Regions from separate parts of the Homo sapiens genome. Here region 1 is linked to region 2. The links are chromatin contacts, found by Hi-C or POLR2A ChIA-PET in ENCODE. All regions are on one chromosome and are shown on one strand. Each heading gives the region's core, a stretch centred on a gene start or an enhancer-like site at or near the end of the contact. The rest is flanking DNA. Distances are from core to core; before and after follow the strand shown. Region 1 overlaps CNTRL (centriolin). Region 2 overlaps FBXW2 (F-box and WD repeat domain containing 2).

The links. Hi-C counts contacts between places; a loop is a spot of excess contacts on that map. ChIA-PET counts read pairs that join two places held with the same protein, here RNA polymerase II (POLR2A). Pooled maps may share reads with other maps.
Region 1: a loop to region 2 is called in a map of naive thymus-derived CD4-positive, alpha-beta T cell, with 2.1 times the contacts of the local background. The contact joins two enhancer-like sites. A Hi-C loop is called at or near these places in 2 of 168 maps with a recorded cell type or tissue (left cardiac atrium and naive thymus-derived CD4-positive, alpha-beta T cell), 2 of 37 single-sample maps with no recorded cell type and 2 of 50 pooled maps. POLR2A ChIA-PET finds 5 or more read pairs at or near these places in 3 of 52 experiments (T-cell, activated CD4-positive, alpha-beta T cell and activated naive CD4-positive, alpha-beta T cell).

The regions. Positions count from the first base shown.
Region 1 is chr9:121,175,613-121,182,174 of GRCh38, reverse strand. CNTRL (centriolin) reads right to left here. Exons shown (of 44, transcript NM_007018.6): 44 at 4,565-5,012. The coding sequence ends at 4,989. RAB14 (RAB14, member RAS oncogene family) reads left to right here. Exons shown (of 8, transcript NM_016322.4): 8 at 602-4,042. The coding sequence ends at 779. It also overlaps the pseudogene LOC124902357. Among named protein-coding and RNA genes, the nearest start is that of RAB14, 23 kb to the left of the region's middle. Within about 2 kb of position 3,319, at least 2 of the 41 ENCODE cell types and tissues checked have a DNase peak (open chromatin) inside an H3K27ac peak, as active enhancers do.
Region 2 is chr9:120,763,782-120,770,371 of GRCh38, reverse strand. It overlaps FBXW2 (F-box and WD repeat domain containing 2), which reads left to right. Exons shown (of 8, transcript NM_012164.4): 8 at 5,525-6,590. The coding sequence ends at 5,813. Among named protein-coding and RNA genes, the nearest start is that of FBXW2, 26 kb to the left of the region's middle. RefSeq lists an enhancer at 1,638-2,306. Within about 2 kb of position 2,756, at least 2 of the 41 ENCODE cell types and tissues checked have a DNase peak (open chromatin) inside an H3K27ac peak, as active enhancers do.

The DNA.
Region 1 (6,562 bases), core at 2,070-4,569, 410 kb before region 2:
GTCATGGTGTGTATTAACATACAGTATTTTAATGATTGCATATAACACATGTAGTTGTCCAAATAGGGTTTGTAGAAAGGGCTTTCAGTACACGTATGTATGTATGCTTTCCATAGAAAGTAGTTTTCCGGCCGGGTGTGGTGGCTCATACCTGTAATCCCAGCACTTTGGGAAGCCAAGGCAGGCGGATCACGAGGTCAGGAGATCGAGACCACCCTGGCCAACATGGTGAAACCCTGTCTTTACTAAAAATACAAAAATTAGCTGGGCGTGGTGGTGTGCTCCTGTAGTCCCAGCTACTCGGGAGGCTGAAGCAGGAGAATCGCTTGAACTTGGGAGGTGGAGGTTGCAGTGAGCTGAGATCGGGCCACTGCACTCCAGCCTGGTGACAGAGTGAGTCTCTGTCTCAAAAAAAAAAAAAAAAAAAAAAGGAAAATAGTTTTCCATGTTCTCTTAGCTCAGTGTTCTGGTAATCTCTTATTAGATGACAGTGGTTAAGTTGGAGACATCATGGCAGTTAACTAAAGATTAGCAAAAGGTCAGTGTCTTGTCTTTTGTAGAAAACTGTGGTTCTCCAATAAAGTTATCAATTGCCTCTTAGGGGAGAGAATGTAGAAGATGCCTTCCTTGAGGCTGCCAAGAAAATCTATCAGAACATTCAGGATGGAAGCTTGGATCTGAATGCTGCTGAGTCTGGTGTACAACACAAACCTTCAGCCCCGCAGGGAGGCCGGCTAACCAGTGAACCCCAACCCCAGAGAGAAGGCTGTGGCTGCTAGTGACCTCTTTGCTGTGGCCCCTCATTTGACCTTTCACCTCTGTCTGTTGGAAGCAGTACTTTTTACTGCCTCATTGTCTTCTGTACATCTTACTGGGTTTAATTAAAAAAAAAGAAAAAACTCTGTTGTAAAAACAGTTTAACACAATACTAAACTGCTAAACAACTAGATGTAATCAGGTTATCAAAGGCAAGTAGAGTAATAAATCTCTCCTGCATGGTAAATCTAGACTTTTTTTCCCCCTTGTCCTCGTGATAAGTATGTCACCAATATATGATTTAAACCGAGCACTGATGCTGGACTTCATGATTTTTACCCTCCCTTTGGCAAGGCTTTGTCTCACTGTACGGTTTAATTTGGTGATATCTTAAGCCTTTCTTCCCATCCTTAACTGTTCAAGTATGTCTGTTGTAACCAATAAGTTTATTGCTGTGAAATTACTTCTGATGGTAGAGAAGGGGTTCTATAACTGCTTTTGTTTTGTTTTGGATAAATTTCCTGTTGTGTGGGTGGCATTTTTCTTAACGAGATTTGCTTCTGTCTTAGCCTCACACAGGGAAAATATCCATTTATCTTCTCTCTCGTGCTTAATTAATAGCTTTATCTTTTTTTATACCATTTTATCCTTTTCTCTTTAACAGAAAGTAAATATGTATAAAATTTGAAGGAATCGAACTAACAATACATTCTGTGTATATTATTTTAATGAAGAAAATAAATTGATTACTGGCATTGGAACAGTATAAAATACCAGTTTGTACAGTATGACCTATATGTGACCATGTTACTCCCTTCCATTTCACACAAAGAAATAGACACAACTGCAGTTCACAAGTAGTACTGGCTCCACCCCTTGGTGCTGGCAGTGTTTGGGGACATTATGCTGGAAAGAGCTCCTAGCATCAGAGGATTAACACTAGCAGATTCTGTTCCATCTTTGCACTGTTGCTTACCTGCTGATTTTCTTAACTGTTCTTGTGCAATCGACAATGTGCTAACCTGCTTTTCTCTTTTTGTAAACGTTTTTGCATTACAGGCTGCATTCTTGCCTTACTGTATAGAAAAAGAAAAAAGGCTGGGTTTACTATTGCACATTTTAAGCTTTTATACCTTTATCTTCTTGGAATGGTCAGATTCTGAACTGGACAGTCAGAACCACAGGTCTGCTGTTAAGGGATTTTAAATTGTGCATTTTTAACCCTACAGTGAAATAACTTAAGATATCCCTGTGTTCACAGTGTGAGGGGCTGTTTTATGTCATGTTGGCATAAATTGTTTTGTAAAAGGGAAAGTGTTTCTAAAGGTGTTTCAGCGCTTGTGCTGATACAAAGTAAGTTATTACTTTGCACCAGGTGGTTTGGCCACTGAATTAATACTGTATAGCAAGAGAAACAATCTTATTTTTTTGGACAACATGTTTTATTAAGTTCTTCATTTCTGTTGATTTTTTTTATTGCATTTATGATTCAGTGGCTGGGAATTGAGAATTTATTTGAAATAGAATAGGTAACACCTCAGCGTACTATAGAAAATGCACTCAGCTCAACTGCTGTGTTTAAAATACACATTTTAAATCCCTCTTTACAGACACTAACATAAAAGTACATCTTTCTGGGTTGTAAACATGTGGTAGTACCAGAGTATTGTATAGTCAATGTTAAATAAAAGCCAAAACTGGAATGTGCAGAAAGTAGGCTTTGGTTAATTTGTGGATTCATTTTTATTTTTGTCTTTGTTTAACTTTTTAAAAAATAAGATTTCTGGAGTAGATTGGTATATTCTGTTAAAGACTTACAGTGATCCATTTTGCTTACACTGTTGCATCACAAGGGACTCACCCAGGGACCATGACCTGCTGGTGTGTGTGTATATTTACAAAAACAAAACAAACAAACCACCCATTGGGATATAAGGTAGCAATCACAAACTAAAGACTGCGGCTTGTTGAGGTGCAATACCCTGACTCCCAAAGTTAGTTACAGTGGGTTTTATTGTTTTTGTGACTGAAGGATTTATTCAGACTGCTGTACTCTTCATTTGATGTAACAAAATGCTATTAATCTAAATATTTGTAAATAAAGTACCTGTATCTAGATTAAATTAAAATTGGTTGCATTATTTTCTGAACTATAATAGGGTTTTTCTTCAGGTGAACAATTTGACGTGTCATCAGTTTTTATTGCAGCACTGTCCATATTCATTGTATAAAGAGAGGTCTACGTATGTAGCATATAAAACCACATCACTAAGTAATAGACCCACAGCTTTATTCTTGTGTTTACATTACCCTTGAAATGTTTTCAGTCAACCCTTTTCAGTGTAAGATCAGCACATTTGGTGGCTGATGCTGTTCTCCTTTGACTGTACCGGGAGCCAGATTCTATCATATGCATGTGTAATCCCCTGTAATACACTCAGGTGCTCACAAATAGAGCAGATTGTCATATTGTAACATGCGTGTGCCAGACACCGGGCAGTACACTTTGGAAAGAATGTGAAATCCTTTTAATTTTTAATCCATAGCTTACTGCTTGTGCAGTCACCTGCCTCTTGAGGTTGCTCATTGCCCTTGGACCTGTGAGGAGGCCTTCAGATTAGTAATTGGTGCTTAGTACTATTTATGCTTAAATAGATCTTCCAGTACAATGTTGAAGTCTTTTTTATGGATAATAACGTGTTTGATGGAGTAACTTATTATTTTTTTTTGGTTGGTGGTTTACACGTTAATAGAGGTAGTACAATTTCTTTGGAAAGGTGTCTTTTGAAGCCAGCTGTTAAGCTTCATACATTACCTCCCTTCTCAAATTCGGTAAGACAGTAGTTTTGGGGAACTTTTTTGCCCATGTGTCTTTTAAGTGTGATTTTAAAAAAATGAGTGGTTCAGTTCATTCCCCTAAACAGAAGAAAAGACCAAATAATTACCTTCCATTCCTCTTCATGTGGGAATATAGAGAGGGTTCATGTGGCATTTTAGAGAAAAGATAATTTATCCTCATTCAACACAGGCCCAGAAAATTGTGTCCCAGAAGGATGTCAGTAATTGTGACTAGGCCAGGCCTTTTAGCATTTTGCTAAGACTTGAAACAAAAAATGTAAATACAAAAGAAATCAAGTTTTGTTTTGAAAGATGCCTTCTAGAACTTACTGTGTATTAATAAATTGTCACTTTCATTGTCTTTATTGTAACTCCATTGATCCCGTATCTTAACGGTTCACGTCTAGCCAAATAACTGTTTTGGAATAAAAACCTTGGTGGTGAGGGATGACTGCACTGTGCTGCTCTGTATTATTAGTAACAGGGTAACATACCTGTTGTGACTCAAAAGCTGTCTAGTAGTGATCTAGAAAAGAGTTCCCGAGAATATTTTAAAACTTCTTATTACATATTTCCCCCTTGGGAATAATTATGCCAGACTGTGAGAGCAGTTGCTATTCTAGTTTTTAAAGAAATGTATACATCATGGAGTTGAGCTGTTAATTATGGTAGTTCAAAATCTGAAAGGCAACACAATTTGAATTTATCACTGGGTCACATTCTCCAAGGTACAAAGTTTTCCTGATTTTCCACCAAAGAATATGTTGGCTAAGGAAAGGCATCTGAAGCATAATAGTTTTATAATTGATGTATTTCCAAATGATGAAATCTTCATTGATAAGTATAATGTACTTCAGCCTCCAGGTAAAAGAAAACCACCTGAAAGATTACTTACTTGGAATAAGGTAAAAATTTGACGGCTTTTCCATAGAATGACCTGTGAAGTGTAAAGTCAGAGGACAGACCCAAGTTGATTGTTATCTTTTATTTTCATATGAAAAATAGATTTTAAGCAAAATTCAAAAATAACTCGACACTATAAATAAAGAGGGCCTTAAGTACATTCTTTTTGTTAATAAGATTTACCAGTTTGTAGGTTCAAATATGCAGTTAAAATCACTGTTTTTTTTTAAACATGTTACGAAGATTAAAAAAAAAAAGGCTCAGCCACATGTTGGTTTAAATTCCCATATGCAACTATTCCCATATGTACTATGTACAAGTGATTTATAAAAACATTGGCATTAATGGTACAGGCAAAGTAAACTACAGTGGAGTTTCAGAATCTCAGTTCACTGCATCTTGATTAAAAAAACCATGTGACATTCCAATTATGAAGTCAGTGAGGTAGTGGAGGTGTTTTCCTTGAATATATTTACACAAGACAGTATTCCTCATCTGGCTGAGGCATTCTTTTCCTACAGTAAGACAAAAGGAAGGATAAATCAAATTCTTGAAACAGTAAAAACAGTCTTAACTAAGTGATGGCATGATGGCTTATAGGTAAATGACATATTTGAGTACCTCTTTGGAAAAATGTTTTAAGATGAACCAGTGTACAAAATTCTGAGAGAAAAAATTAAACGGTTATTCTTAAAACTGCTAAAATTCAAGATCCTCCAATTAAAAGTTCTAGTTTAAAAAAAAATCTGTAACATCTATCCTGTGAGCAGGGATGGCATCAGTGTCAGTAACTGTCTAGTGGTTCTGATGGACCTTGCAGAACTTGCTGGAAGGAGCTCTCAGCCTTTTGACTAAGATCAAGTGTAGTATCTGTTCTTACCAGAAAAAAAGGGAAATAAAATGTTACGCTCAGAAGCCAGCCCCCTAACTTTTAACTAGTTCAGGCTTTTATCCCATATAGGCCTGGATTACAACCCCAGACTTCTAAATAATTCTACCAATCTCGCCCCTACCCACTGTGCGTTGGTTGCCTTTAAAGCAACTAAATAACTCTGGCTGCCACCTTGAGCTGGTAATTGAAGCTGGCTTTTAAGCCCTTGTGCACTCTACTCTTCTCTCACTACTCTGGGCTGTCTCATCCCCAAAGCTTCCCTATTCAATGCCCAGTGCCTCTCACACTCCTCCTCGAACCCTGCCCTAAGGCCCATGATGATTTTGGCCTTTACCTGACTGGGTCCACCACAGATGGTGTTAAGATAATCATATTCAGATGGCCCTGCTGCTAATGGCCCTGCTGCTAATTAGCTGTGTGAACTAGGTAAGTCACTTGCCCACCTTGGGCACATTAAAGAGGCAACTGTCCTTGAAAGCTCCTTGTGGCTCCACCATTAAAATATACTGCTCTGTGGTAAAGATAGATTAGCCCGCAAGTCCTGCTGTTGTCCTTTGCTATGTCCTTGACCAAATCATTTATCATTTTGTACAGATTCCTTATCTATATAAAAGGATAAGTCCTACCTCCAAGGATGTAAAAATTAGATGATATATATAAAGTTTTGTATGTGCACACAATAGGCACTGGAAAATGGAAGCTGTTACCTATCTCTGACAGTTGTGTGTGCTACTACTTACCAGTTCCATGAGTATATTTCATGTTCCTCTTAAATGCTTATTAACCTTATCTAAGCTCACACAGAAAACCTTTGTGAAATTCAGGGTTTTTATAGACCTTAGGTTAAGAGGTCTGAATTCCAACTCTGTAAATGTAAGTTACAAAATGCAGGGAGACATACTAAACTAGGACTCATATTGGCCTCACAGGTCTAAGCTCTTTATATTGACAGAGTAGGAAATAAATAAATCCAGAAGTGGAGGACATGAATAGTAGAATTAACTATATCCCTGCCAGGTCATCCAATCTGCAGTCGTAGTCTGTTTCCTAAGCCATCAGCTTATCTACCTCTACCAAGTCTTTGCTAAGACAAGTTTTTCAGAGAGTTGAAGGCGGCATAATCTATATTTTTCTGAATCTCCTCTAGATTATACACCCCACGGCTTTTAAGTA
Region 2 (6,590 bases), core at 1,507-4,006:
TGGAGTCTCGCTCTGTCGCCCAGGCTGGAGTGCAGTGGCACAATCTCTGCTCACTGCAGGCTCCGCCTCCAGGGTTCACACCATTCTCCTGTCCCAGCCTCCCGAGTAGCTGGGACTACAGGCGCCCGCCACCATGCCCGGCTAATTTTTTGTATTTTTAGTAGAGACGGGGTTTCACTGTGCTAGGCAGGATGGACTCAATCTCCTGACCTCGTGATCCACCCGCCTCGGCCTCCCAAAGTGCTGGGATTACATGCGTGAGCCACCGCACCCGGCCTCTTCATTGTTTTTATGCATGACTATTTGAGGTCAGCTCGTGTGGATCTGATCACAATAACCACAAAACTTTGGTGGGCCACATCTCTCTGATCACAAAGTTACAACCCCATTTATGTCTTCCTGGAATCAGACCAACATTTCTAACCAGTTAGGTTTCAGAGCTGTCAGAATCAGTTATAGAAATGATTGATATTTATGCTTTGAGAAAAAAGACTGAAACCTTTCCTAGAAAACATCTGTTTAAGCTTTTCCTCTTGTAGGTAGGGAAACTGAAGCTGAGACAGGGTAGGGGCCTTGCCCAGCATTCCACCTCTCACTGTATTCCAACATTCGTCCATTCATGCATGGCTGGATTATCCAATAGGTATATACTTATGGTACTAGAAAGCCAGGGACACCAAAAACAGGGGAAAATAAAGTTTTGAAAGAATCTGATATTTTGTAAAGCAAAATATTCAAGTAATCACCATGGGAAAATCACATCTTTTATAGTTCAATATTGTTTTTGTTTTGAATTAAAATTTTAGGTGGGAAGGTGCAAAGGCAAGGTGGGCTAGAGATGTCATAGTTGTTTTAATGCTTAGCATCTCTAAAGGGTTTAATTTGGTCCCACATCTGCTTTCTCATGTATGCTTGTGACTCAGAGTGGCATATAGAGACTCTAGAGTCCTAGATGAAAGTTGCTAGTTTTTAGTGTTTGAATAATAGTTTTAAATAATAAACCTGTAAGATTGTTTGCGGGTAGGAGTTGCCAGGTTCAGATTTTTTCTCCGAAAAGAGTCTGTCTTGTGTCTGCTTTTTTCCTCCCAAACACAGATAAACCAACCTCTGTTGAAACCTACTACAAATCCTCTGGCTTCAGTTGCTAGGACCAGGTAGGGCTACTTAGCTTTGAAGCTAATTGAAAAGAAGCAAAGCACAAATAACAGCATGTTACTCAATAAGTCTGAGATATGATGTGATTGCTTGAGTTAGGTTATCTCTACAGCATGTAAGGTTACTTAGGTTCAAGGACCCAGACTCTGCACAGCAGGGATGTCTGGTTCCATTTCTAAAGTGATCAAAGTGAAAGCCACAAACCTGTCAAGACCTGTGCTCTATTCTGCAACATATTTGTGTTTCAGTCTTTGGAATCAGCTCATCTTCACAGATCTTGAGCCCTAACCCGGTAGCCACCTATTTTTTGTGTTCTGTTATGATGTGGGACCTACCAGACTTTCTAGCTGTTTTTCCTAGCCTCTTTTTTTTTCGTTTTTATTTTATGTTTTTTTGAGACAGAGTCTCACTCTGTCACCCAGGCTCTAGTGCAGTGGTGTGATCTCGGCTCACTGCAACCTCTGCCTCCCAGGTTCAAGCGATTCTCCTGCCTCAGCCTCCCGAGTAGCTGGAATTAAAGGCACCTGCCATGATGCCCAGCTAATTTTGTGTATTTTTAGTAGCGATGGGGTTTCATCCTGTTGGCCAGGCTGGTCTCAAACTCCTGACCTCAAGTGATCCACCCGCCTCCCAAAGTGCTGGGATTATAGGCATGAGCCACCGCACCCGGCTTCCTAGCCTCCTTTAGATCTCTTTTGTAGGAATTTGCACTTGCCTTTGTTTATTTCACCACTACTTTATTCTTTAGATATTCATTGAGCACCCACCTTTGTGTCAGGCATTGTGGTATGCATTGGGAAACAGCAGAAGTACTTACCAAACTCAGGGAAATTACCGATCAGCAGGATGGGGAAGACTGATGTTAAACAGCTAATTGCAAACAGGTTGTTTAATGGTTGGGTTAAGAGGAGCCTAGCCTAGTACAGAGTACTTTGAGGCCCTGCCTAGTTTGTGGAGTAAGGGAAGGCTTCTAAGAGGAGACATTTGGGCTGAGCTCTAAAGGGTGAGTATAAATGCCTTAACTAAGTACCAGGAGTGGGTGTACAGTGAGGAATTTTAGACTGAGACACTAGTCCGTTCGAAGGCCCTGAGGTTAAAGGAGCCTCAGGTACATTTGAGAAATTGAAGGAAATTCCTTAAATGCATCAGCATGGCTAAAGATGGGGGCACAATAAGGAGCCATCAAAGAGTTTAGAAGTTGAAACAAGGTGATAACATCAGGTTGTATGTGAGGTTAACTGATTCAAAGGGACTAAGTAGATGTGGGGAGGTCAGTAGAAAGCTGTTGGCAATAGTGCAGGCAAAAGATGGTGTCTTGGACTAGAGCTGTGGTAGTGCATATATTAGTGAACAAATTAGAGAAAAATTTAGGGCATAAAATCAATAGAGCTTGGTGATCGAATTTGTGATTTGAATGAGGAGGAGGAGGAGAATTGGATGGTTGCCACGTTTCCTAGCTTGAGCACCTGGGTGAATGAGCAAGTAAAGAAATAGAAAAAACAGGTTTGACTAGGAAATTCAGTATTGGATAGTTTGAGTGTGAGGAACTTTGTCTTATTCACTGCCGAAATCCTGGTACCAACATTGGCTAGCTCACTTTAGGCTCTTAGTAAATATTTGTTGAGTGAATGAATATGAGTCATCTAAGTAGAAAATGATGGATGAGTTATCAGTTATAACTCATTTGGAACACACATATTGGGACCTCTGATTCCCCTTTACTTGAAGTTAATCTGAACTTACTGCTTTCCCTGGGATCAGACTCCATCTTGTAAACCTGTTTATAAAGGCTGACACCATAGGGAGTGTTCAGTGATTGATTTTGGATGTTCTCAAACATGTCATCTAATCTAAATGTCTACCTCTTTTAGCAGAAGTTTCTTCCATTTTCAGTCTGGGAAGGTGAGCTTACTCTCTGCTTTTCAAGCAGGGGCCAGCACCTGTTAACTATTTTCTTAGTTTCATAGAAGTGATGTCTTGTTGATATTCTTAGTATCATAGATTTTTTTTTCAGATATTAATTATAAGAGAAACACATGCCCATGAGAGAGAATTTGTAAAATTTAGACAGGCTTTCCGTATTCTATCTATATTGCCCAGTTGCATTTCTTCTTCAAGAAAGAGAAAAAATATTCTTCCAGGTCCAGCTATAAAAGACAGAAAGATTTGCTCACTCCTTGATACTCCTGTTATATCCATTGGAGTGTTTGTGCTGAGCATGTTCTCACATACTCTGGCAGTTATATGCTATGCCCTCCCCTTCTAAGGGGCAAAGACTATCTTGCTTATCTCTCTTCAGGGGCCCAGCCAGCACTCAGCACCTATGATACTCAGAAAACATTTGCTAGGCCTGCATTATGTTAGCTGTATGACTCATGGCAAGATGTTTTAGTCTTGTTTACTGATATAGTGGAGAGAATACCTCTACCTAACTGCATTATGAGGATTGAGATAACACGCTGGGTGCAGTGGCTCACGCCTGTAATCCCAGCACTTTGGGAGGCTGAGGCGGGTGGAACACAAGGTTGAGATCGAGACCATCTCGCCAACATGGTAAAACCTCATCTCTACTAAAAATACAAAAATTAGCTGGGCGTGGTGGCGGGCATCTGTAATCCCAGCTACTCGGGAGGCTGAGGCACGAGAATCGCTTGAATCCGGGAGGTGGAAGTTGCAGTGAGCCGAGATCACGCCACTGCACTCCAGCCTGGTGACAGAGCGAGACTCCATCTCAATAAATAAATAAATAAAAATAATTAAAAAAGATAACATGTTAATTATGAAGTTCGGTGCCTTGCACATGTAAATGCTTGATAAATATTGAATGTCCCCCATCCTTCCTGATATGAGACTGAAATTGGCTCCTTTGTAACTCTTTGCCTCTGATCCTAGTTCTGTCTTCTAAAGCTTATAATGTCTGGGCTGTCTCTTACACATCTTTCACTATTCAGAAGTGATCCTCATATACAGTTACCCTATGCCTGCCAACTCTTTCCTTCCCCATCTCAGCTGATAGCCTTCAGCTGTTCTTCCTTGTCCTGGTCTCCAGGTCCTCCCATTCTGGTTGCTCTCTTGAACCTATACTAGTTTGGTGGTGTCCTTAAAACCTAGGCTAAACTCTCCTCCCACAGGAGCCCCACCATATGTCACAGAGCAGTATTTGTCTACTGCTTGTCTGGTAGCTCAGCTCTTAGTTCCTCCAAAGAGGACATCAGCTTTTCTTGTTAATCTTTTGCTTCACTAAGGGCGCAGACAACAGAAGCTAAGTTGTTTTTTGTTTTCCTTTGTGCTGCTGTTTAGCTAGGTGTCTCCTAGCCTTTGTCATTGATGTCTTGGAAACTGCCTCTGAGAAAGTTAGGGCTGTCCTCCCAACTCCCTACTTTTCTCTGCTTCCCCTAGTTGTTTCTTCCCTAGTTTTTTTCATAATAACTTTTTATGAATCTATTATTAATAAATGTTTCTAAGTTATTTGGGAAACTTTAAATATTTTCAGCCTTTACTGTTTTTAGAGAGAAACCCATTTGTTTGCTGCCTGCTGAGTAGAGTAGCACTTTAGTCACTTGGCTTTCAGGTTTCTTCTGGGCTTCAGGGTGTTCCAGTATTCTAGGAGTTGATGAATACATCTTTTTACCTAGTGGTAAGAGTTAACTCTTGCCTTCTAGTTCTCACTGGTAACTGACAAATTGTGAATCCTTAGCCAAAGCATTTACTCTGCCTGAGCTTTGGTTTTCACAGCTTAAAAATAGATTGTTTAGTTAAATGTTATCTGTAAGATCCTTTCTAGCCTGGATAGATGTTTTGTACTTTTATAAACTTTCATCAGGCCGGGTGCGGTGGCTCACGCCTGTAATCCCAGCACTTTGGGAGGCCGAGGTGGGCAGATCATCTGAGGTCAGTAGTTCGAGACCAGCCTGGCCAACATGGTGAAACCTCGTCTCTACTAAAAATACAAAAATTAGCCAGGTGCAGTGGCAGCCGTCTGTAGTCCCAGCTACTTGTGAGGCTGAAGCAGGAGAATCACTTGAACCTGGGAGGTGGAGGATGCAGTGAGCCGAGATCACGCCCCTGTACTCCAGTGTGGGCAACACAGTGAGACCCTGTCTCAAAAAAAAAAAAAAAAACTTTGATCAAACACCACCTTTCCCTTCCATGCCAATATTATATAATGACTGAACGCACCTCTCCCGCTCCCGGCTTTTTTATAAGTGGGCTGAGCTTTTCTCCTTATATTTTACTTTTTATCAAAAACATTTAACTCTAAATTTGCTTGAATTTAATATTGGTTTTAAATATCTCCAGAAAAGATTACAGTAGCATAAACAGAAGCAAGGTTGCCTTCTTTCACAGTCCCTAACTCTCATCCTTGTAGGGTCATCAAGACTCCTGAGATAGCAAACTTGGCCTTGCTTGGCTTTGGAGATATCTTTGCCCTGCTGTTTGACAACCGCTACCTGTACATCATGGACTTGCGGACAGAGAGCCTGATTAGTCGCTGGCCTCTGCCAGAGTACAGGAAATCAAAGAGAGGCTCAAGCTTCCTGGCAGGCGAAGCATCCTGGCTGAATGGACTGGATGGGCACAATGACACGGGCTTGGTCTTTGCCACCAGCATGCCTGACCACAGTATTCACCTGGTGTTGTGGAAGGAGCACGGCTGACACCATGAGCCACCACCGCTGACTGACTTTGGGTGCCGGGGCTGCGGGTTTTGGGTGCAACCTCTGCGGCAGCCGACTGCATGAACCAAAGTTCTCACCTAATGGTATCATCACGCAGTGCACAATCATTTATCTATGTTTTGCCAGGGGCCAGGGCTCGGGGTGGGGGAGGGCTTGTTTTATTGACATACAACGCAGCATGCTAATGGGGTACACCATTGACTTCATTTGTACTTAGTTATGTTGGTCAGTGTTAGAGGATGCATTTTGGGTTCATCTTTCTTGAGTGGAGTATTGGTTTTAAGTAAAGAAAGTTAAATGATCCATTAATCTGCTAATTGGTTGCCTATGAAATCACATTGTCTGTTATTAAAGCTTTTTACCATAGCCTTTTTTTCTTTTGAAGTTGAAGCAAAGGTGCTATGATGTTGTTACAGCAACTTTCCTCACACGGGGTTTAGCTCTTATAAGAGCCAGTGTTAAAACTTCCACCAAATACCAGTTTATAAACTTCCACCAAATACCAGTGCTAAGGAAAGTCTGTCTTCCAGTTCAAATCCAATTCTGTAAATTGAATGTTAGCAACTCATTCTAAACCTTATATCTTGGCAGAGTCAAGGTTGGCCATGTTTAAGATGTGAGCGAGTTCTGTAGTTTTTGTTGCCATGTCGGGGAAGCTAGTCCCCGGCAGCCTGGATGACTGCACAGCGGTGCCCTGGTATAGCAGAAAAGAGCAGTGAGCTGGAAGGTTAGAGACCGGGCCTCTTACCCTGGAAC